Regions from separate parts of the Mus musculus genome. Here regions 2 and 3 are each linked to region 1. The links are chromatin loops, found by intact Hi-C in ENCODE. Cell type or tissue: left cerebral cortex. All regions are shown on one strand. Links, peaks and the distances in the headings refer to the core of each region. The heading gives the core; the rest is flanking DNA.

Region 1 (8,142 bases), core at 2,994-5,493:
TGGTACATGCACTGTGGAGAGACTCAGTCCATCCCAGTGTGGTGACCAGGAGATGGAGGGAACAAGAAATGGGATTTCTTTTTTTTTTTCTTTTTTTTTTATTAGGTATTTTCCTCATTTACATTTTCAATGCTATCCCAAAGGTCCCCCATACCCACCCCCCCAATCCCCTACCCACCCACTCCCCCTTTTTGGCCCTGGCGTTCCCCTGTACTGGGGCATATAAAGTTTGCAAGTCCAATGGGCCTCTCTTTGCAGTGATGGCCGACTAGGCCATCTTTTGATACATATGCAGCTAAAGACAAGAGCTCCCGGGTACTGGTTAGTTCATATTGTTGTTCCACCTATAGGGTTGCAGTTCCCTTTAGCTCCTTGGGTAATTTCTCTAGCTCCTCCATTAGGGGCCGTGTGACCCATCCAATAGCTGACTGTGATCATCCACTTCTGTGTTTGCTAGGCCCCGCGAAGACCAAAGTGTGGACACTTTACCCTTTCTTAGAAATGGGAACAAAACACCCATGGAAGGAGTTACAGAGACAAAATTTGGAGCTGTGACGAAAGGATGGACCATCTAGTGACTGCCATATGCAGGGATCCATCCCATAATCAGCTTCCAAATACTGACACCATTGCATACACTAGCAAGATTTCGCTGAAAGGACCCAGTTATAGCTCTCTCTTGTGAGACTATGCCGGGGCCTAGAGGTTTTTCTCTTAGGTGTTTCTAGATCCTGTCAGACTGACGATCAGAATCTCTCATCACAAGCACAAACATTTTCCATAACAAGACTCGCAAATGGATGTCGGGTGTATGAAAGAGAGCAACAGCTCTGATCTTCTCGGAAGTTAAGATTACCCATAATAACACAGCGCTTCATCCCTGGGAAAATGGTAGTTACCAGAGGATGGAGGAGAGGGAGAAAGGAGAACACTTGGCTATTTTTGGTCGGAATGGTAATTAGCAAACCTGCTATGGAAGTCAGTATGGGGATTTCTTTAATAAACTAAAGTAGACCTATCTTATGATCCAGTAATCTCACTTCTCGGTGTGTTTCAAAAGGCACTGAAGTAAGTATGGATAGGGTGTAGCGAACAGACACAACACAATGCTACTCACTCTTTAAAAATAAGAGAACCCTATCATTTGTGTGCTCTTGAACAAGCTCAGAGAACAACATAGAAAGTGAAATAAATCAGACAATGAAAGCCAAAGCCACCGGTGTGGATTCCAGGAAAGACTGAATTCTTTGACCAGGGTGTAGACTGGTGATTACCAGTTGCTAGGGGCTGATTTAGGAGACAATACATGGTCAATAGATGCAAATTTCAGTGAGACAGATCTATTGTCCCAGTGGTAACGGTGTTAATAATGATGTGGTGTAGTTTTGAAAGTCACTTAGGAAGGCCTTTGACTGCCCTCCAGATTGCTAAGTCTTTGTGGGTCATTAAGCTTTTTAAATTTTTTAATTAATGTTTGATTTTAATGTTTTAATTTTAATGTTTGAGTGCTCTGCTCCATATATATCCACAGGCCAGAAGAGGGCATCAGATCTCCCTAGAGATGGTTGTGAGCCACCATGTGGTTGTGGGGATTTGAACTCAGGACCTCTGGAAGAACAGTCAGTGCTCTTAACCACTGAGCCATCTCTCCAGTCCAGTAATTCATATCTTACCAGCTCCATGTAGTCATTCTACAGTGTTGACATACTTCGAAATATCATATTACATATGATTAATGTACACATTTGTAAAATATGTAATTCTACTTGCCCGTTAAAATAATTTTTAAAGAAGCACAATTCTTGATGAGTAAAGGTTTTGTGCTCAGACTTAAAAGTCTATTCTAATAATCAGATTGTTATAAAGAAGCTATTTTAGAGGCTGGTGAGATAGCTCATTGATTAAAAACAGTCACTGCTCATCTGAGGATCTGAGTTCAGTTTCAAACATTCGTATCGGGCAGCTTACAACCATGTGTAACTCTAGCTCAAGGAAAGCCAATGCCTGCGGCCTCTGCAGGCACCTGCGCTCACACACACACACACACACACACACACACACACACACACACACACACACATCCAGTTAAATGATACAAATAAACTCTTTTTTATCCATTTTTCTTCTTTGTTTGTTTATTTTGAGATAGGTTTCTCTGTGTAACAGCCCCAGCTGTCCTGGAACTTGCTGTGTAGATCAGTCTAGCCTAGAAGTCAGATCCCCCTAACGTTGCCTCCGGAATCGAGGGATTAAAGGTATATAGCGCCACACGAGGCTTCTTTTTCTCCTCCTTCCTTATTTTTTTTTTCAAATAAGCCCTTAAAGTTGGCATTTTAAAATAAAGATGGAGACTCTATCTTGACATGTAAATGAACATTCTGATGAGTGACTTGGTCACAGCACAGTTGTGTGTGCTCAGTGGAAGATGCGTGTCAGAGTCAGCTGCCCTGGAGTCACGTGACTGTCTGTCTGCCACACAGGTGAGGAACACCTCCTGCCAGCTCCTCCAGCTCCGGCTCCGGGTGCTGCTCTGCTCTTCCTGCTCCTGGGTGGGTGACATGAAGCCACCTGGGAGGAAGTTTGAATGTTACCTCCTTTATTGGAGCCACACAGGGACTGCACTGACTCCTCTTCCCCTCACTTTGCCTCATTCTGCGGGGAGATTCTTGAAAATAATTTATTACCTCTCAAGATGTGAGCTCCCCTGAGGGAGGTGTGAGACAGCTTGAGGGGAAAGGCAGGCCCAAACTGGCTCTTCTCAGTGTTTGGAGTGATGATACACATTCCCAGATATGGTGGGGGTGGGAGGGTGAGGGTGGGGGTGGGACACAGGAGATACCACAGGCCCAGGCTGTCCCAGGAGAGTGCTGTTCTATCCCATCTCTACAGGGGACATGGTGGTTTGGTTCAAAAGATAGTATTGTGTATGTAAACTCACTTTTCAAAGTCAAATAGCCCGCCTAAGACATGAGCCCTGTGGTCGATTTGTGGTTAGCTCTATCTGCACCTCTGAAGTTGAGTCTCTCTCGGGGTATTCTTGTGAGCCATCTCTAGTGAACTTTCTCGGATTTCCTTGCTTAAATGATTAACAGACATGTCCTTTGATCACTTGCATAGCAGTGTCACAATCTGAAAGCAAAGGCCGTTCTATTTTGTGGGAGTGTGCAGGCAGGCCTGGGAGGGAAGAATTTTGGACTCTCCCGAGCTCCTTGGAGGCCTTTGCAGACAAAACACTTGGAGAGCGTCTGGCACACTGACAGAAACTATCTGCCTGGGGCCAGTGCTGAGTCTGTCCGAGCTCAGGGGTCACGTCACTGACCTGACGAAGAATGCAGCTTATCTCTCGGATAATGGAAGAAGATCGATACTATAGTCATGAACAGACTTGAACTTGTCTCTCTCGATTTGAACTCACCCCCACCCCCTGTTCAGTAAAAAGACTCAAAAGTGTATTTAGTTAAAACTGGCAAAGCCCACATAGTTAGGTGCAATTAATTTAGTGAGCTAACCAACATACACCGCTTTACCATAAAGATTTACTGTCAGCCTATGCAGCTCAAATCCTTGGGCTTAGACATTTCCCATTAGTGAACAGTGTTCGCATCAACTCTATATTGGGATTAGTGGTTTTTCACGGTTCTGGGAACTGAACTAGAAAAGAGAGTATTTGGTTCTAATGACATTAAAGAGGACTCAATAGATTGTGTTACTTCATAGATTTTCCTTTGCTGTGGATTTTTTTTTTTTTTTTTTTTTTTGGTTGTTGTTACAAAAGAACTATTTTAGGCTTAAATGTATCCGCTGGCCATTTAGTCTATGGAGACACACCACATATTTAATGCTCTGCTTCATTGCCCGCTGAAAGAAATAAGTGCATAACAAAATGCTTTGAAAAATGCTTAATTTCTCAACTGTTGATTTAATGTGTTACGGTTCAATAAGGTGATGAATCGCTCTGCTCTGCTACCACTGGAAACCAGAAAAATGATCCACACTGGTATGTTGCATCTGTGAATATTAAGTTTGTCAATGTAATTTATGACTAGGCAGGTAATATACCGGTAATTTGCATACTAATTGCTGTGGTGGAAGCCAGACGACTTTAATTCGCTAAGCTAGTCTGTCTAAGCAGAAGCCAGCAATTACCTCTCTGTGCTGGAGAGACAGCCTTGTTTAGGAGGAGAGAAAATGGAGGCAGTCAGGAAGCCTACAGAGCTGCCGGGCCCCCTGCTGGTAGCCAGGCAACACGTTTGCACAGAGGCAGCCTTGTGCAGGACCTGTAGGTGAGAGAATGCCTTTCCTCGCTGAGGCAAGCCGGATTTCCCAACCAAGTAACATTCAGAAAGCAGAAGATTAAAGTCAACGAAGCTCACTGCGAGCAGACACAACCTGTCTGTGTGTCCAGTATCAGAAATCTGAAGGCAGGAAAATAGCCCATTTCTATCTCCTGTAAAGGGAGCTTTCAATACAGGTCTTTTGAAACCAGATTTTATTTTTTTTTCATTTATGTATCTATGTACGTGTCTGTCTGTCTGTCTGTTGTGCAGGTAGAAATTGGAGGGTGGTGGAGGAATGCAGCCTGCATACAGAAAGATGTTGAGCATCCCCACTAACAATGAAAGGAAGAACGCTAACCTCTGAGGGATGATTTTTCTAATAGATTCAGAAGGATGAACGCTTTTTTTTTCCTGTGTAGGGCATGCACCACCGAGTGCAGGGTAAACCTGTATTCTTTAGGAGAATGAGATATTAATAACCCTTGAGATTTTTTTTTTGAATATCCTTAGAGCAGTAACCCTACTTCAAGAAATGCACATCCCAGAGCGTGTATACCACGAAGCCCACATGTTCACTTTTATTTTTATTCGATGTATAAAAGTGTGGTCATTTCAAATGATTCAACCAAGCACAAGGCTGTTAATTGTTACATTTTGGGATGATGATAGTTTGTGAATGCCTAACCAACCGCTCAGCAGGAGGAGGCTGATTAAATAAACAGGTACATAGTGCAGAAAGCTTACGAACATCGAGACGTAGAGCCAATGCACAATGTTTGTGCAGATGAATGGCCATGCCAGGCATTGACGGTGGGGTCAGATGGGCCAGTCTATGAATCAGTACTTGGGAGTCTGAAGCAGGAGGATTGCCATGAGTTTGTGGTCAGCTTTGGCAACAGACTGAGACACTATCTTTAAAATAAAGAAATATGAGTGTGGGTGATTAAATAAACAGATCACAATGTGCAGCAGTGTATAAATGGTATTTTTTTATTCCATATAAAAGGTGAATATAGGAAAAGTCAGGAAGGCTATGTTCTAATGTTTAATCACGTCTACCTTTTTAAGCAGGGGCTCTGTCTGGGTCAACTCTAGGAGAGGACTCTTGGTTAGCTTTCCATGTTGGAATTTGACATGAAGCACCCACCTCAAAGACTATGATAACATAGCACAAAAAGCATTGGAAAATGTATCCTATTTGGGGTTGAAGCTCAATGGTAGAGAATTGTCTAGCACGTGTAAATTTTGGCTTCTACTCCCAGTCCCAGATAATAAATAAATGCATAAGCCATACAATGAGTACTTGTGAACTAAACATTCAACAATTGTTAAGTTGCTTTATTTTATTTTATTTTATTTTATTTTATTTTATTTTATTTTATTTTATTTTTATTTGCATGCCAAGAGCTTTAACATTTGAAACATGCTTTTATAAAGTAGGATTCACTTAGGCTTGGTATGGTGTCCTTGTCAGGGTTACGACTTCTGTGATGAAACACTGTGACCAAAGGCAATTTGGGGAGGAGAGGGTTTGCCCAGCTTAGGCTTCCACATCACTGCTAATCATTCAGGAAGTCAGGACAGGAACTCGGCAGGGCAGGAACCTGGAGGCAGGAGCTGATGCAGAGGCGGTGGAGGGTGCTGCTTACTGGCTTGCTCCTTCTGGCTTGTTCAGCCTGCTTTCTATAGAACCCAGGATCACCAGCCCAGGTATAGCGCCATTCATAATGGCCTGGGCCCACACCCTCAATCACTACTTAAAAAAATGCTCTAGAGCCTGGCCATCAAATTATTTCACGGTACTTAATAACTGTAATTTTGCTGCTTTTATGGATTATAATGTAAATAGTTTTAGAGATAGAGGTTTGTCAAAGGAATAGCGACTTCCAGGTTGAGAACCACTGCTGTAGATAAATCACAGGCAGTCATATATCATGCTAGTTACTTACTGTGGTCACGGTAATAATCAGTTCAGAGTAGACCCATGAGGGCTTGAGGAAGACACTTGGAGGTGTGGGGTGGCGGCTGGGGATATGGCTCATGGATAAGGTGCTTGCCTAGCATGTGGGAGGTCCTGGGCTCAAACCCCAGCACTAAAAACAAAACAAAGACTGAACAACAGAACCCACATCTGATTGTATCAGTCTAAAATTTTAAGTTCCTTCTACCTTGGTCAATTTCAGATTAGCAGTGTTTTGAGAAAAATGTCCTGATTAGGTGAGAGCTGCATCTCAGAAGGGTAGGGTGTACTCAGAACAGTACTAGGAAGGTAGGATATACTCAGTACAGTACTGGGACGGTGGGGTGTACTCAGTACAGTACTGGGAAGGTGGGGTGTACTCAGTACAGTACTGGGAAGGTGGGGTGTACTCAGTACAGTACTGGGAAGGTGGGGTGCAAACGGCATGGTGCTGAGTCTGTTGAACCAGGTCTCCACCATCCGCATCAAATGGACATTTCATCCCTCCAGGGAATTCCTGGTATGGAATTCAGTGAATTTAGCCTTTCCCTGCCCTAAGACACCCACAACTCTTGACATTTACAGTTAACTGGTTTTCGAACTTGCATTCAATGAAACCAAAGTAGAGATACTCATTTGGTTGTAGCTTTTCTTCAACTTGGTATTTCTGAAATTTGTTCAGCTTGGTTGTAAGAGATATCATTAAAACACCTGCCCCTCACAAACAAACAAACAACAAACGAAAAGCAAAACCCAAAATAACATTTTGGAACTGGGAAGATCACTCAGTCAGTCAAGTTTGAGTGACAGGCATAAATATCAGAGTTCGATCCCTGGAACTCAAGTAAAAAAATCTGGAAGTGGTTGTCACATAATTGTCATTCCTGGGGAGATGGAAACCAGCAGGTCCTTGGGATTTCCTGGTCAGGGAACCAGTGCTTTAAGAGATCCTGTCTTAAATGACAATGTGGACGGCTCCTTAGGAGTCACACACGTGCTTGCCTGACCTCTGGCCTTATAAGTGTATACACCCCTCACACAATGCACCCACATAGACACATACAAAGCATTGTTTTCCTAAAATAAATTGTGTATTTGGGTTGACCGTTGGTCTGTTATTAGAACAGAAGATGCACCTTAAAGCATGCCTTCTGCCTATTTCTGCTGTTGATCAGCAGATAACATTGCCGTACTGCACGTGGGATGTAGAAGAAGGCAGATTCTATCGTCCTCAGCACTTCTCAGGTTCAGATCTCACATTATCAAAAAGAGAATTGAGTGTGAAATAAATCTATCATCAGAAGCTTTGCTTGGTTGGTTCTCTGTTTTCTTGATGCACGCATGCATGCGTGTGTGTGTGTGTGTGTGTGTGTGTGTGTGTGTGTGTGTGTGTATTGCATGGGTGTTGGGAATCCCTGCATATAGTTACATCAAAGCCTGACCACATGATACAGAGTTTGCATCTGCTGATCTCAAACTGAAAATAGCCTGGCTTTGAATTGCCAGCACTAAGGGCTTTCCATGGCAACATCCTGCCTCCTCTTCAGGGTAGCATTAGACAGCAGAGAGCAGGGATGCAGCCCTGTGATAGTCCAGCAGAGCCCCAGGCTGACTGCAGGAGCTCCCAATCAAGTGAAGGCTACATCCCTGAGGCTCTAGTCCCTGTCGCTGCGAATCAATCCAACACTCGACGTTTTATGGCATTTTTAGCCATTTTCTCAAGGTTCTCCAAAATAGTTATTTCCAACTGCCTTCGAACTGCTATTGGTTTTATTTTGGGAGGGGAGGGGGGAAGAAGGGCATCAATGGCGTGTGGAATCAGTGAGCATCTCTAATTATCTGTTCCTATCATGTGTTCCTCTCCTTTTCTGATTGGTGTTTAAGGGTCATTAGGGGCTAGGTACA
Region 2 (8,142 bases), core at 2,094-4,593, 170 kb before region 1:
TGGTAAAGATTTTTTTTTTCCATTTTCTAAAATGTGGAAAGTTAAGGTCTGTCTGGTTTAATTTTGTAACTTAACCATTCATTACTTGGAGTATGTACTACACAGAAATGTACAAGTAGTATCTTTTAGACAGACAGACAGACCTAGATTCAGAGTCAGGCTTGCATATCTAGCCCTTGTGCAAAATGCATCTCCACCTTTTCCCATCAATCAGAGAAAAATAATTTCCATGTGTAACACAGAACTATGATGATGAGAATTCGGTATAAGAAATGATATGTAGCAGACAGATGACTACAGGTACCTCCTGACTACAATGGAAAGGAGCACTAATTCAGTCCCCCTCCTTCTCCTTTGTCGCCCAACAGTGGTGCATTAGCATTATGCTGCTTCTATTTATTTCATAAACATTACCAAATTCCCTCAAGCAAGCCTAGCATAGTAGTGAACATCTATTACCTTTGCACAGGGACGATGGCGGCAGAAGGGGACGATCTGAGGCTAACCCTGAGCAACAGAGGCTGTCTTCAAACAAACAACAGCAGCCCTAACGGTAGAGGCTTGTAAGCACAAGCTAAAGCAAGAGGATGAAGAGTGTAAGGGTTGCCTGGACTAGAGTGAGTTCAAGGTCAGCGCGCATAACTTAGTCCATCCTCAACATGTAGCCTGCATGAGGTCATGAGCTCAATCTCTAACACTACTCACACAGACAGTAACAGCAATAAAGATCAAACCACCACCAAGAGCAGAGCAGAGCGGTCCACAACATTAATCCAAGCACTCAGAAGGCAGAGGCAGACCTCGGTGAGATGGAAGCTAGTCTGGTCTTCTGAAAGTGTTCCTGTACAGCCAGGGCTACAGAGAGGGGCCCTGTCTCAAACCACCACCATGAAAAATAAACCTGCTGTCTTAGTTAGGGTTTTACTGCTGTAAACAGGCACCATGACCAAGACAAGTCTTATAAGGATAAACATTTAATTGGGGCTGGATTACAGGTTCTGAGGTTTAGTTCAGTATTATCAAGGCAGGAACGAGGCAGCATCCAGGCAGACATGGTATAGGAGGAGCTCAGAGTTCTGTATCTTCATCTGAAGGCTGCTAACAAAATACTGACTTCCAGGCAGCTAGGATGAGGGTCTTAAGCCCATGCCCACAGTGACTCACCTACTCCAATAGGCCACAACTATTCCAACAGGGACACACCCTCTAATAGTGCCACTCCCTGGGCCAAGCATATACAAACCATCACATTCCACTCCCTGGCTCCCATAGACTTATTCAAACACATGAGTCTATGGGGGCCATATCTAGCCATAGCATAAAAGTACATTTAGTCCAACTTCAAAAGTCCCCAGTCTGTAGTGGTCTCAACAATGTTAAAATTTCAAACTTCAAAGTCTCTTCTGAGATTCATCCAATCACTGAACTGTAATCCCCAAAGCAAGGCAGAAAACCAGCTGAGCCAATTCCAAACTCTGCATCTCCAAGGCTGATGTCAAAGCAGTCTTCAGATCTCCAACTCCTTTTTCATCTGTGTTGAAACTGCTTTCTCCTGGGCTGGTTCCACTCCTGTTAGCAGCTTTCATGGCTCTGGCATCTTTAGTATCTTGGGGTCTCCAAGTCAACTTCAACTTCACAGATTCTTGTTTCAATATCTGAGATCCACACATGATCTTCTGGGTTCCTCGAAAGGGCTGGCATCACTTCTCCAGCTCTGCCCTCTGTAGCACCCTAAGCTCAGGTTGATCCACTCCACTGCCATAGCTGTTCTTGGTGATCAGCCAAGAACATCCCCAATATTCTGAGGCCTTCTGCTGCAACTCGGCTTTACCAATCGCCTCTCATAGGCTCTCTTCATGGTGCCAAGTCTCAAATCCTTCAGTCCTGTGCCATTAACTGCAACCGAGGCTGCACCTTCACCAATGGCCTTCCATGGCTTCTCACAATGCCAAGCCTCAGCTGTTCTTCATGACTTCTTCATGTCTTCAAACCAGTACCACCTGAGTGACCCTTCAAGTACAGCAGCAGCAGGAGGTATAACCTTGGCTATATCCAGAACACAGCTGCTTTGTGCTCACAGAAAACACTGCCCAGAAGATTTCACCTCTGTGATACTGACTTCCAGGAAGCTAGGACAAAGCTCAAGCCCACGGTGACACACCTACTCCAATAGGCCATACCTACTCCAACAGGAGCACACCTTCTACTAGTGCCACTCCCTGGTCCGAGCATACACAAACCATCACACTTGCCTTAAGCAAAAGTAACCAGACAATATGAATTCAGAAACGTGAATGATACCCAGCATCTCAAAGAAACATCTAAAGTGCAGCTAATTGTCTCATGCACAAAGATGTTCGGTGTAGTGATTATGTAACTACAAAAAACAATTAAAAACTCTTTAAGAGAAATTCACACAAACATTACACATTCATAAAAAAACAAACAATATCACTTATTAGCTTAAGAAAATGCAAGCAGAAAATTACTTATGCAATAAAATCTCAACTGTGTAAATATACACATTTGTAGAAAATACACTGAAGGGCTTAGATAAATTACTGTACCATCCTGAAATTGGCAATTTTAAGTTTATTTCTCATAGTTATAAAAAACACTGAAAACGATGATGACGAGAACATTAGTGATTTGTGGAGCATCGACTCCATGTGGGCCTGGTTCTGAGAGCTTCCTAAGTGAACTCAGTTCTCAGAACACAACCGAGATGATGTAACCTGTTTCACGTTACACTGACAATTACAAAGGGCCTGGCTTAGATTGCCCATCCACATGCAGGACAAGCCTACCTTGTATCATAACCTAAGCCATTAGAAGGACACCGATGATTCAAACCCCTCACACTGAGAGCCACCTGTCTCCTTTCTGTACTAAATTCAAATAGTTCCACTGCCACTGACTGCCTTTTAGAAATAAGATGTGAGCTGGGTGTGGTGGCGCACACCTTTAATCTCAGCACTTGGGAGGCAGAGGCAGGTGGGTTTCTGAGTTCGAGGCCAGCCTGGTCTACGGAGTGAGTTCCAGGACAGCCAAGACTACAGAGAAACCCTGTCTCAAAAAAAAAAAAAATTTTTTTTTTGAAGACAAATCTCCATCCTCGTTTCTTGTTTCATTTGTGCATGAAGATGCTTGAAAGCGAATACTCTACTCATCACACCAACTACAGTCCTTCTAAGAACAGTGCCTAGGATAGATGTGTCAGAACCACACAAAGGCTTTGAGAACCTCCCTTCCTAACCTCTACCTGACTAACCACAGTCCACCCACTCTCACAAACCTCTGTCCAACAGTGAATACACTCCTCTAACCTGCTAGAGCCTTACTAACACTAGCCAAGCAGGACCTCATCTTGTGAGAAGTTTCCTTTTGGAAGGTGCACTGTCCTCCGTGATTCTGAAATCACCAGTTACACTCTAGTTCAGCTCTCTCAATCTCTGCACGTAAGCATTTGGGGGGGGTGGGGAGGGCCAAATCTTTGGCATCTTATACCACATTCTTTTCTTTCTTTCCTGGTTTGTTTGTTTTTGGAGACAGAGTTTCTCAGTGGAGCCCTGGCTGTCCTGGAACTCAGAGATCTGCCTGCCTCTGCCTCCAAAGGCAGTCCGCATGCTGTCACCTTCCTCTCTTTCATTTATTCTGGTTACATTTACTTCATGTGGAACTTGACTTGGCTTCCTTAGAACCTGATTTCTTTTCAAAAAAAAAAGCTTGCCAATATGGCTAACAAACACAAGAAATTCCTCTAAATATAGCACATGTTCACATTTCAACACAATTTAAGAAAACTGAATGCACACAATCACTTTAACATAAGTAAAAAAAAATAGTCATAAAACAATGACTATAACAATTATTGATACTGGAAATAGTCACAGCTAGGATCTTTTTTTTTTTTAAGATAAAATTCTATCCTGTTGCTATTATATAATGGCAAAAAGGCACAGCTAGGATCTTTTTTTTTTTTTAAGATAAAATTCTATCCTGTTGCTATTATATAATGGCAAAAAGGCTTTTAGGAATGGAGGGAGAAATACAAAAATATTTTCTATAGGTCTTTCAGTGGGAGGAATTCAGTAATTTCTGGCCAGGGCAGGATGGAAAAGCACATGGCTAATGGAAGGCCGAGGCCCTCTTCAGAAAGGGAAGACGAACCACTCACAGTGCAGTAGGTGTACACGGACTCAAGTAAAAGCTGAATTGCCAAACCACTATTCACCCACACACGGCAAGTGTCAAGGAGTTTAAAATAAATCGGCCACCTCTAAAGTAGTATTTTTCCTTTGCACTTGCAAATTTCCACATAGACCAGCCATTCTCTAGAACCAGGACGGAGGGTTACAGGACAGTAACAAGGATCACTTCTCACCAACTACAAACCATCCACTTACTTCATTAGCACACTTTCTTACCACACTTAAGTGAAAGTTTCGATAGGGAAACTCAAAACCCAGCAGGTACTTTTGGTATCCTAAAGATGAACACGTCTGAGCGTGCACATTGCAGACAGACAGGTCAGTTCCAAATACTGATTTCACCGAATATTTTGCATTTAAGGAGCGTCTTCTCTTTAGGGGGGAAAAGCATTGCTTACGTACTCATTGAAGCCATCACTGTTTTTCGAACAGGACATACTAAGCTTCTTAATACAATCTCCCCAACTAGTGGACAGCCTCTGACTTCGTTTCTACAGTTAACAGCTGATTCGCGACTGGCGTAACAAAGTGAAACTGTAAACAATCCCTGCAAACCCCACGTGATTAAAAAAAATTAAGCCCCGCGAGATCATTTCTAAGAGGAAGAAAGCCTTTCTAAAGCCAGTTTGATTGTGGTGGCGGGTCTGTTCCTCGGCGGCCCTTCCCCGTGGCGTGGGCAGACAGAGGCAGACGTGCAAAACCCACAAACCTAAGCAAAACCCGTAGTTACAAACATTAAAATTATGTTCACAGGTCGCGAGGCCAGCAGGCCCTCGGGGGAGACGGATCAGCTGGCTGCAGAAACCGGAGTGTGCGAGGCTCCGGGACAAAGACCGGCGACCTCGGGCCCTCGCACCGTGCGGCCTGACGGGCATCGCAGCGGCTCGGCCCGCCAGCCTCCCGCCACCCCCAGGACCGACCTCCCGCTCCTGGGGCGCCGCCTGCCCTGTCCGGGACCCGCAGGGCGCCCGGGACCGCAGCTGTTGGGCTTAGAACCGCGCCGTCGCCGGCGGGCTCCAAACGGCCAGGCCCCGTCCGAGAGGGCGGACAGCGGAGCGCGGTCCCCTCGGCGCGGCGGCCGGTCGGAGCTCGCTCGGGCCGCTTCCCACCCGCCTCCGCCCTGGCCACGCACCCTCACGCCAACCTACCCGGTCCCACACCATCCCAGAGGCCTCCGGCGCTCGGGCCTTTCTGCCGAAGCGGCGCTGCCTCCCGTCCGGGGCCTGAAATGGCTGCGGAACAAAGAGAATCCGGGCTCCGGCGAGCGCCGGTCCGATTGGCCGGGGGGCGGAGCCCGGCGCGGGAATCTTCGGCGGCGGTCGCCTTGGCAACGGCGACGGGGCTGGGAAAACTGCGGCCTGGGCCTGCTGGCCTGCGTCGGGAAGGCGGGCGGGCGGGCGGCGCGCCCCAGCGGTTTTCACCAAGCGGGGTCCCGGGGTCGACGCCTCGGCCCCGTGCCCGCCTCACACCCCCTCGCGCCCACTGCAGCCCCCACAAGCCAGCCTGGGGCTCAGTCGCGGCCTCCGCTGCCCAGCCCGTTGAGTGTGAACGCCCAGATGCACGGCCCTTCCGGCGGCAGGTGACGTGCGTGCCCGGAGTGCACTCGTGTCCCCCCCGGGAGACCGCCGAGCCCAGAGCCCGGCGACACCCACCAGGCCGCTCGTCCCACAGTCGAACTGTTACAGCTTTCCTGGGACAAGGCAGAAGGGTGTGGGCGGACGGCGGCCCCCTTGATAACACAGGGGCTTCTGAAATGTGCTGATGTAGCACGAAACTACCATATAAAACCAAATGAAATGATTTAGAAAATTAGGTTTACATCTCTAGGTATGTTTCTACTATAAAGCTAGTTCCCTGAGCTTGGAGATAATAAGCTCTCCTCTCTCCTTATACAGCCACCACCAGAGAGGTACTGTAACTTCAAGCTGAAAGTGTTTTAAAATGGGAGAGGTAGGCACTTTTCAAGCCAGTTGCAATAATGGTAATGAAGAGAGGTGAATTGTTCTTCCCAGTGGTAGCACACGCTTTTAATCCCAGCACTTGGGAGGCAGAGTCAGGCAGACTTCTGAGTTCAAGGCCAGCCAGGGCTATACTGAGAAACCCGGTCTTGGAAGAATCGTTCTTCCCTGCCTGGTTATTTTTACACAAACTTACCACGTATGAGTATTTTAAATATGCACAGCAAGGTGGTCCTTTTTTCTGAGTGAGTGGCCAGCGAGAATTATCTTCACATCAGTGCTTTCAACTGCCTTAGTGTTACATACTTCTTGTTTAGGCAGTGATTGCTCTCCATACACTTTACAGGTAAAATTATTGTACCTAATTCTTGAAAAATGCTAAATATTTACAACTTATTTATTAAGAAGCTTAAAAATCTTCACTTGTAATACTTTTTAGTGTTACAATTAGCTTAACTCAAAGTTTGAGACTAAAAGATGGTTTTTATCATCAGAAAGCTGAAAATTGAAAGGGAAAATATTTAAAATTACTAAAATATGGCCAGGCATGGCAGCCCACACTTTTAGTCCCATCACTCCAGAGGCAGAGGCAGACAGATTGCTGAGTTCCAGGCCAGCCTGGCCTACACAGAGAAACTTTGTCTCTATCAAATAAAATAAACATTTTTAAATGTTGATTTAATAGAAGTTAGATAGAGTAGTGTTCTTGGAAAGGAATTTTCTAAGAAGGAATATGTCCTAAGAAAAACAATTTAATGTAAACCTTCCTCCAGAGCAGTTTGGTGAGTCTGCAAAAAAATTTACTGCAAGGAAAAATGTAAACAGGTCTTATTTTATACTTAAAAGCTTTCATTGTAGAGTAGAGACTTGTAAAAATCAGATGATTGTGTGATTGTGGTAACTGAATCTTACATTGCTGGAGATTTAAAAAATAAAATAGCATTAAAATCTATAAGATTAGGGGCTGGGAAAATGGTTCAGAGGGTAACAGCCTTTGTTTTTGCAGAGGACCTGGGTTTTAGTCTCCAACCATGAGGTAGCTCATAACCGTTCATAATTCCAGTTCCAGGGGTCCAATGCCCTGCTGACCTCCACAGACACTAGGCATTCCCATGATGTGCGTGGCAGCAAAGCACTCATACACATAAATAAAACTAAAGATGAGCAACTAAGGATTGTTGTAGGACCTACACCAAGCAATGAAGAAGAATTTACCTAAATACTACTTTGGGAATAAACAAAGCTAACTGGAAGGAGGAAGGATTGAATATTAATTAGTATATATAAAAGGATTTATTCCCTTGAATTCTTTTTAAAGAAAAACATTTTTTTTTTGGTATTTTATTTTTGGTACTTTTTGGTATTAAAGGTATGTGTTACCACCACCCCACATGAATTTTTCTTTAGGCAGGGCATGGTGGCGCACACCTTTAATCCCAGCACTTGGGAGGCAGAGGCAGGCGGATTTCTGAGTTCAAGGCCAGCCTGGTCTACAAAGTGAGTTCCAGGACAGCCAGGGCTACACAGAGAAATCCTGTCTCGAAAACAACAACAAAAAATTCTTGGTTATTAGATATTATAAAGTTGAGATGGGGCTGGAGAGATGACTCAGTGGTTAAGAGCACTGATTGCTCTTCCAGAGGACCTGAGTTCAATTCCCAGCAACCACATGGTGACTCACAACCATCTGTAATGGGATCCGAAGCCCTCTTCTGGTGTGTCTGAAGAGAGTGACAGTGTACTCACATACATAAAATAAATAAATCTTTTTTTAAAAATTGGGATGAGATAATCTAAGAATCTATTCTTTCATTGGATTGAAATGAGAATGTGACTATACAGAGATTCTGGGTAGAGATGCTTTAAATAAGTGATCTTTGACTCTGATCTTAAGCTAAAACTACTCTTACTCATCTTAAGGCTTATGACCATATGTGATTTAATTTTTCTTTTCTGCTATTTTTTTCCTTAGT
Region 3 (8,142 bases), core at 2,094-4,593, 220 kb before region 1:
TAGCTTCAAACAAGCAGCTGTGAGACTGAACGCTGGGGATGGAGCCCTCAACTGCTAACCACCGAACACCCCGGGTTCTGCAGAGTCTACCATGCTGTAACTCCATTTCTAAGAGACCCACTCTCATCACACAGCACACAAGTGAGGCTAATAATACACTGCTTAAAGCACTTGGAAAGCCATATAATAAACAAGTAGGACTCTATTCTGCACTATGAAATCAGATGGTAGAGCTTGACTCTAGTGGTACTACATGGAGCCTAAATAACTGCTTCCCTTCTCTATCTTCTAGAGTCTTCACTTAAACAAGTGCAACTGATATGTTTCCTAGTGACCTGACTTCAACTACACAAGAATGGAAAAACCTTTAACATCTACTTGGGTTGTTGAACCAAGCTAGGGTCTCTCTGTGCAGTCCCTGCAGCCCTGGACCTCGCTCTATACACCGGGCTGGCCTGCCTCTGCCTTTCTAGTGCTGGGATGCAGGATGCCCTGCTCCCCCACCACCTTGCCAATGTCCTTCTTAGAAACCTCAACCTTCTGCTAAGTCACAAAATTAGGCGAATCATATTGATAATGAAACTACAAACTGACAGATTCAATTTTTAATTTTATTTTATAACAATCCAAGAATACATCACCCAATATCCCCCAAATACCTATAACTCGGCATACTATTTTTAATGAGAATTTCCTAGTCATGATGAGCAAAACCTAGTCTCTATGTTTAAATAATTCCTCCACCGGGCAGTGGTGGCGCACGCCTTTAATTCCAGCACTTGGGAGGCAGAGGCAGGCGGATTTCTGAGTTTGAGGCCACTCTGGTCTACAGAGTGAGTTCCAGAACAGCCAGGGCTACAAAGAGAAACCCTGTGTTGAAAAACCAAAAAAAAAAAAACCAAAAAAAAAAACAAACAAAAAACAAACCAAAACAAAAAAAAAACCCCTCTAATAATAACTTAAATCTCACAAAACAAAACAAAACAAAAACAAAACTGACCAAGAGGATTTACAATTTAAAAACAGCCATATCTATTTCATGTGTCTTCCCTCAAAGGGGATGCTTTGGTTACCTCGACTATGTTGTGCATATGAGGAAGCAGGCGATCCATCCGGACTTCAAGCAACATCACAAGCGCCCGGCACACGTTCTTCCGCACCTCTGCTTCCTCGTCGCCAGCCAGTGCAAAGAGGTTCTGTTGTACACGAAACACAGGTTCCCTCCTAGTTAGACCATAATTTCTATTTTCTCCTTTTTGATTTTGTGGGAAAAAGTCTCTTTGTGCACTGTGGCTAATCTGGAACTCCTTTGTGCACATACACATCTGGGGGTTGCACAAAGTACGAGTGCCCACAGAGGCCAAGTCAGTCCTTGGAGTTGGAGTTGGTTATGCGTCATCTGATGTGGGTGCTGGGAATGAACTCAGGTTCTCTAGATGAGTGGTACTTCCTCATTAAGCCATCTCTCCAGGCCTAAAACACCACTCTTAATGACAGCCAGGCTTTGTGTGCAGGGTATAGGCATGTAAGTGATGCAGGTAAGTAAGTACATGTGTGTGAGAGGAGTGTGTGCACGTGGAGACCAGAGGTATCCCACAGCCAGTCTATTATACTGCTATACCACCACCACCACCACCACCACCACCATTTTAATTAGGTGAGCTCACTCACTAAACCTGAAGCCTCACAATTCTTCTTGACATTTGTTGGTTATCAAGCTGAAGGGATCTCTCCTCCTTTACCCCACCCCAGTGCTGGCGTTATAGGCACACAATGCCATGCTTGGCTGTTTATGTTGAGTGCTAGAAATCAATCTGAGCTAAAGTCATATTACAGACTGAGCCATCTTCCCAGCTGCTCAGCTGTATGTAATTTAAAAAAAAAATTTTTTTTTTTGGATTGCTGTATGTGCAGTCCTAGCTGTCTGAAAGCTGAGGCAGAAGTTCCTGGACAGCCTAAGCTAGATCCTGTTTCAAAGACCCACCCACAAGCTAATTAACAAACTAATGGCACTGCATCATCCTCTGGGTGTAAGTGCTCACTTCCCTATTGGAGCAGCAGAGGGAGCCGGAGAACAACCCAAGCCTAGATCGTTGCTATTCACCAAGTCAACTACCTACCTACTAGTAGAGAGGAAAGTGAACAGTCACCACTCCTGTGCTAATGCTTATAAACTCCTCTAGAAGGTTAATAAGTGGGAGCATTACACAGAATAGTATATCCAATTGTCACAGCCCAAGATACTAATATTATTCATTTCATAGATTAATAATTAGCAGGGGTTAAAAATGTGCCAGCTGGTAAAGGAATTGAAACTAGCCTGCATGGAATCTTAGGTCCACACTGATAATTTTTGACTATAACAAGTTTTTACTAAGACCAAGCCACCTTTAGGATGGGCACAGAAGCTGGTGCCCTCTGGTTGTCCTGAGAGATCAAGAGTTCAAGGCCACTCTAAGATAGACACTAAAGCGAGAGAGAGTCCGCTCAGAGTGAGCATGTACGCTGTGTCCAAAGTCTAACAACCTGAGATTTGCCCCTAGCATTCAGCTGTTGTTTTGTTTTTTCAAAAGGGGAAAACAAAACAAAACAACCTGATGTAGTGACACTCGTTTGCAATGCCAGCAACACCTACAGTGAGCTGGGCTGTAGACAGAGAAGGCGGCCAGGAAGCCCGGAGGGAGGCCTGACAGTCTGCAGTCTATAGCACAGTAGCAGAAACAGGAAATTCAGTCTCAGCAAGGCAGGAGTGAACTGACAACTGTCCCAGGACTCATGCACACACCACTTCTTACAAATCCTTAAACACGCTGGGCTGGGTGGGGCGGGGTGGACAGGTGGAGGCAGGCAGATCCGGGAAGTAAGAGGCCAGCCTGGTCCACAGAGAGAATTCAGAAAGAAGCTGTTGAGAAAATTAAAATGACTCCATCCCTTCTTAGAATTTCAGCTTTTCTGCTTGCTGCAATCAGGAAGAGGTTCTGAAAAGAAACTGCTCTGCTTATGGACTGTGGCCAGATTATTATTTTTTAAAATAGATTTATTTATTTATTTTATGCATGTGAGTGCACTGTAGCTGTGCAGATGGTTGAGATCCTTCATGTGATTGTTGGGGATTTTATTTAGGACTTCTGCTCACTCTGGTTGGCTCTGCTTGCTCCAGTCAACCCTGCTTGCTCTGGCCCAAGGATCTATTTATTATTATAAATAAGTATACTGTAGCTGTCTTCAGACACACCAGAAGAGGGCGTCAGATCTCATTACAGATGGTTGTGAGCCGCCACGTGGTTGCTGGGATTGAACTCAGAACCTCTGGAAGAGCAGGCAGTGCTCTTAACCACTGAGCATCTCTCCAGCCCCCATGGCCAGATCTTAGTCTCTTTCACTAATCTATCATATTATTCATCCCCGTAGCAGCAGCACCCCCCCCCCATCCTGCCCTCACAAATCCCTCCACCATTACCCACTCCCCTTCTCCTCAGAGAAAGGGAATCCCCTCCTTGGGTACCCGCCTGCCCCCAGGGACATCAAAGTGGCAGCATGATCTTCTCCCACTGAGGCCTGACTCAGTCCAACTAGGGGAAGGGGATCCAATGGCTGGCAACAGAGTCAGAGACAGCCACTCCACTTCCAATTGTTAGGGGACCCACATAAAGACCAACCTGAACATCTGCTACCAGTATGTAAGGGCCTAGGTCCAGCCCCTGAATGCTCTCTGGTTGGTGGTTTAGTCTGTGAGCCCCCATGAGCATGACCTTATTCTTCTGCAGTTATGCCACTAAGACATTATTTAGTATTTAAGAGCTAATAGTTTTCTTGAGTCCTCTATATTTATAATGTAAATCAATAGAAAAACAGAAAGTTATTCCTAAATGGTCTGGCCTGTATACTGAGGCCATTTAAGACTACCATGTAATGCAGTTAACAGTCAGGTCAACATTATGTAGCTGTTCTTTTAGTATGTACCTTTGGATTGTTACAGGCCAACTTCATCCAATCTTACTAAGTATTTTGTGTTTGCTTGCTTCAAAGGTTACTCATGGTCTAGGAAAATCGTGCATGTACAAACTGAATGGTATATTGAAGAAGACTTCTAAACAGTCAAACTAGGAGGCAGAACCACATATATTCACTCCATAACCCATATCTGGATCACATTTCCAATGTTCTAGCACATAAAGAATGCTTTTATTTTCAGCTAGGAAAACCTAGTAACATTGTATCCAATTTGAATCCCATCAGCACTAGTCCAAGCCTGGGGCAGTCTTACCTCAATGAAGGAATCGATGTGCAGCATGAGCGCCTGGGTCCGACTGATGATGAACTGATTGACACATGCAACAGCATGAGACCTAGAAACCAAGGCACACATCAGCATACGCTTACTGTTGTTACAACAAAAGGCGCATCTCTAGAGATACTATGGTGTCTGTAGGATCTGTACAACACCAATGACCCCGTAAGCGGGAACTGCAGTTGTGGAGCACCATAGCTCCACAGCATCTAAAAACAACAGAACAGTGCTGGCATGTAGCCAGTCACTTTGACTTTATTAATTTTGAGTAAGACCTGCGTGGTGCTATACAAATAACACTTACTCAAATAATATAGGGTTTTTTTCTGTGCAGTTTCTTTTCTGTAGAACAAAATACTTTGAAGAGAAACTATGTGCTCTCTTTAGAAACATCTGAACATTTAGTAAGTACAGAGCAAACTTAAGCACAGTTGAACCCATTTCCATTTCAATTCCCATTATGGAATGCTTGTGTGGTGTAGGCCAGATAATATTTAGTCTGTCTTTAACCCACACGTTTAGTGGATAGAACTTTTCATCGTTTCCATTACCACACTGACAAGCTGTTCTGTTCTTATCAGCAGCTCCACACCACTGCGACTTTCTTCTGCATTGAGATGTACCAGAAAATAACTTTAAAAGTAAAGTTAGCACTCCTGAAAGTCTCCACTGTCTAAGGCTCTCCTTGCAGTGCAGCAATCACTCCCCATTACCTTTTATGAGCCATATCTTAAATGAATGTGATTTGCTAAAACACTCAAAAGTTCCTGTTCAAGAGCGCCTAGAACCCAGTATGACACTGTGGTCCCTAAACCAGGGCACAGAGGAACTGCGTGTGCATGGAGTTTACACTGACAGGGGAGATTTTTAAATCAAAGTTTTCTCTTTTTTCTTTTTACTCTGTAGCCCCAGTTAGCTGACCTCAAGCTCACAGATCTACTCTCCTCTGCATCCCAAGATCTGGGATCAAAAGTATCTGCCATCATGGCTGGCAAAGCAGATTATTTTAATGAATGCATTAGTTTGGTAGTTTGAATGAGAATGGCCTCTATAGGCTGATATATCTGAGCCTAATATGCTTAGTCACCAGGAAGTGGAACTGTCTGAAAGAAGTATTAGGAGTGTGGCCCTATTGGAGTGGGAGTGGCCTTGTTGGAGAGAGTGTGTCACTAGGGGGGAAGTCTGACTCTTTCTGCCTGTGCATCAGGACTTACTGCCCTTCTGCCCCTGCTGGCATGCTTCTTGCCATGACAAGGACTAAGCCTCTGAAACTGTAAACAAGCTCCAAGTTAAACGCTTTAATGAGTTGCCTTGAGGTTGGTTTCTCTTCACCACAGCAATAGACTAAGAAAGACAGCTAGGGAGAAACATGCTATTTAAATGGAATCCTGACCTCCAGAGCAGCAGCAGTTCTCAACCTTTGGGTTGTGACCCCTCTGGAGGTCAAACAACCCTTTCATAGTGTTGTTGTTGTTGTTTTTAATCACGTGTATTTGTATGTGTTTGTGTAAGTTACTGAAGGGGTCCTTGGAGTGACGCATACAGGTGATTTTAAAAAAAAACTGGGGTGTCGTATATTTTTGTCCGTTTGAGACAGGTTTTCTCTGAGTATCCCTTACTGTCTTAGAACTAGTTCTGTAAATCAGGCTGGCTTTGAACTTGGGGGATCCACCTGACTCTGCCTCAGAGTGTTGGGATTAAATTCGTGAGCCACCACCATTCACTCAAGTTTTCACATCTTAAGAGGTGGCTGTGAGCCACAGTATGGGTCCTGAGAACTTAGCTCAGGCCCTCTGAAATAGTACACGCTGACCATCTAACACCGCGCGATGCGTTCATCTTTGCAATTTTTATTTATTCGTTTTTGGGTTGTGTGGGGTTTTGTTTTGTTTTGTTTTTTTGAGATTAGGGTTCTTTATACATCCTTGCTATCGTGGAACGCGTCACTATGTAGACCTACTCCCTGGCCTTCAACCCCGAGATCTGCCCGCCTGCCTCTTTGAATGCTGGAATTAAAGGCAGCACTGTCACGCCCAGCTTCTATATTTGAAAAGCTTTTGTTAGCTTTATTCCCCTTCTTACTTGCATCTTATTCTGGTCACATATTTCCTCATTATTGGAGAATCCTTTTATCTTTGAACTGCCTGCTGTCTCTTCCCCTTTATAATCTCCTTGATCTTCCTTTCACCTCCTTAGCATGTCTTCCCTGTGTGCCTTCCTCCTCCTTTCATCTGACCCGCTTACCATTTCCACATTTACTCTAGATTTTCAGTTGCATGGCACATGCACTACACTGCCTTTTTCTCTTTTCTGCTGATGAGTAGAATGCCCACTGACTCAGACCCTGTGCCTCTCATGCACCGTTTGCCGCAACTGCTGCTGCTGTAACGCTTTATTTGCTCCTCAAGAAGTGGAACTGGGAATTAACTGAGCCACCCAAGTAGGCTGCTCCCCAATAAGCCCCCTAAATAAAGAGGAAGAGGTTTCCAAACCAAAGAGTCGCGAACTGCAACACAGAAACAAAGAAGTGTGAAGGGCCCAGGTCACAGGCTCTCTCTCTCTCCAGGATCTTACCACCACCCACAGCTCAAGGTTTAACAGCAAAAAATGATCAATGTCCTCAAAAAGGACAGAGACAAACAGATCAATTAGGGAAGAAATCAAGGCACCAACTAAAGGAAAGCCAGAAGCACAGTGGAGAAAGTTGGCAAAATGGATGAAAACCTCAGCCATATAGCCAAAAAAGCAAAGTGAGAGGAATTCAGTTAAGCAAATTGAGATTTTAGGGGGAAAAAATTATGTTAGAGATGAAAAATTCACATAAACTAAATTAAAAAGGGAAATAGAATATATCACTAACAGAATCTAACAGAATCAACAAGAATCAACATGGCAGCTAACAACTGTTTGTAACTCTAGTTCCAGAGAGCCAAAACTAACTTCTGGCCTTCATGGGCATTGCATGCATATGGAGTAGACATACATGCAAGTAAAACACCCAGACACATAAAATATTTATTTTCTTTTAATTTCATGTGCATTGGTGTTTTGTGTGTGTGTGTGTGGAGAGAGAGAGAGAGAGAGAGAGAGAGCGAGAGTGCGCTGACATGTAGATGCTATGAATTTCTTTTGGAAGAACAGTAGTGCTCTTAACCACTGAGCCATCTCTCCAGCCCCCAAAATAAAATCTTATAAAACCAACCGAATAAAAAAACACAACAACAACAAAAACCAAACAAAAACCAAGGTCAAGGAAGCACTATGTTCAAACAGATATTCAAAGAGAAAAGCCACTTACAATGCCCAAATTAACACCAAGAACTTGTTCATAGAACACATGGTGGTCAAACCAGGCAGCAGGGAAAGTTCTAAGGGAAAGCACTAACGTACAATTCACACTCATCCAGAGTTGCGATCACGAAGACAATGCACAGTCCTAGGATGCTAAGCATAGAGTGGTGCTGAAGGCAGCGCAGTAATCTATTACTGTACCTGTCTCAGATTACAATAGAGTCACAGCAATAGCAATGCACTACACACACACACACACACCCATAAAGTACAACATGGCCCAGAAATAAACACACATGTCTATAGCTACCCAATTCTTCACAAAGGTCTCAAGTACTGAGAAGGAGCCTCTTCTCCAAATGTTCCTGGGAAAACTGGGAATATACACACTAATAACCAACTAGATCCATACTTAACAAAATCGATCAAAGCCCTTAACGTGAGACCTGAAAACTGAAACCACTGCAGGAAAACAGCATAGAAAATAGGAGAATCTTTGACAACCACACGCCAATGCGCAGAATATGAAGAACTCGAAAAATGAAACAAAACAAAAATCA

What was found. Peaks named below come from ENCODE experiments on the same cell type or tissue, not always from the same donor. Only the 100,000 strongest peaks of a DNase experiment are listed, where the experiment ranks them.
Region 2: a loop joins it to region 1, with 4 times the contacts of the local background. A loop is called at or near these places in 12 of 42 quality-filtered maps.
Region 3: it touches region 1 in a loop (2.7-fold over the local background); 22 of 42 quality-filtered maps call a loop at or near these places.

The regions. Positions count from the first base shown.
Region 1 is chr13:99,089,291-99,097,432 of GRCm38, forward strand. No RefSeq gene overlaps it. Among named protein-coding and RNA genes, the nearest start is that of 2310020H05Rik, 5.4 kb to the left of the region's middle. In left cerebral cortex, for the core only: a CTCF peak has its summit at 4,233 (motif pointing left); a DNase peak (open chromatin) is centred at 4,235; H3K27ac peaks cover 494 bases.
Region 2 is chr13:98,920,892-98,929,033 of GRCm38, forward strand. Tnpo1 (transportin 1) reads right to left here and starts at 5,493. Exons shown (of 24, transcript NM_178716.3): 1 at 5,360-5,493. The coding sequence starts at 5,374. It overlaps Gm52051, which reads left to right and starts at 3,521. Exons shown (of 2, transcript XR_003950643.1): 1 at 3,521-6,515; 2 at 8,142. In left cerebral cortex, for the core only: no CTCF peak of the experiment used is centred there; DNase peaks (open chromatin) are centred at 3,330 and 4,304; H3K4me3 peaks cover 1,429 bases; H3K27ac peaks cover 1,048 bases.
Region 3 is chr13:98,865,973-98,874,114 of GRCm38, forward strand. It overlaps Tnpo1 (transportin 1), which reads right to left. Exons shown (of 24, transcript NM_178716.3): 7 at 4,268-4,349; 8 at 1,074-1,196. Among named protein-coding and RNA genes, the nearest start is that of Gm34995, 54 kb to the left of the region's middle. In left cerebral cortex, for the core only: a CTCF peak has its summit at 3,238 (motif pointing right); no DNase peak of the experiment used is centred there.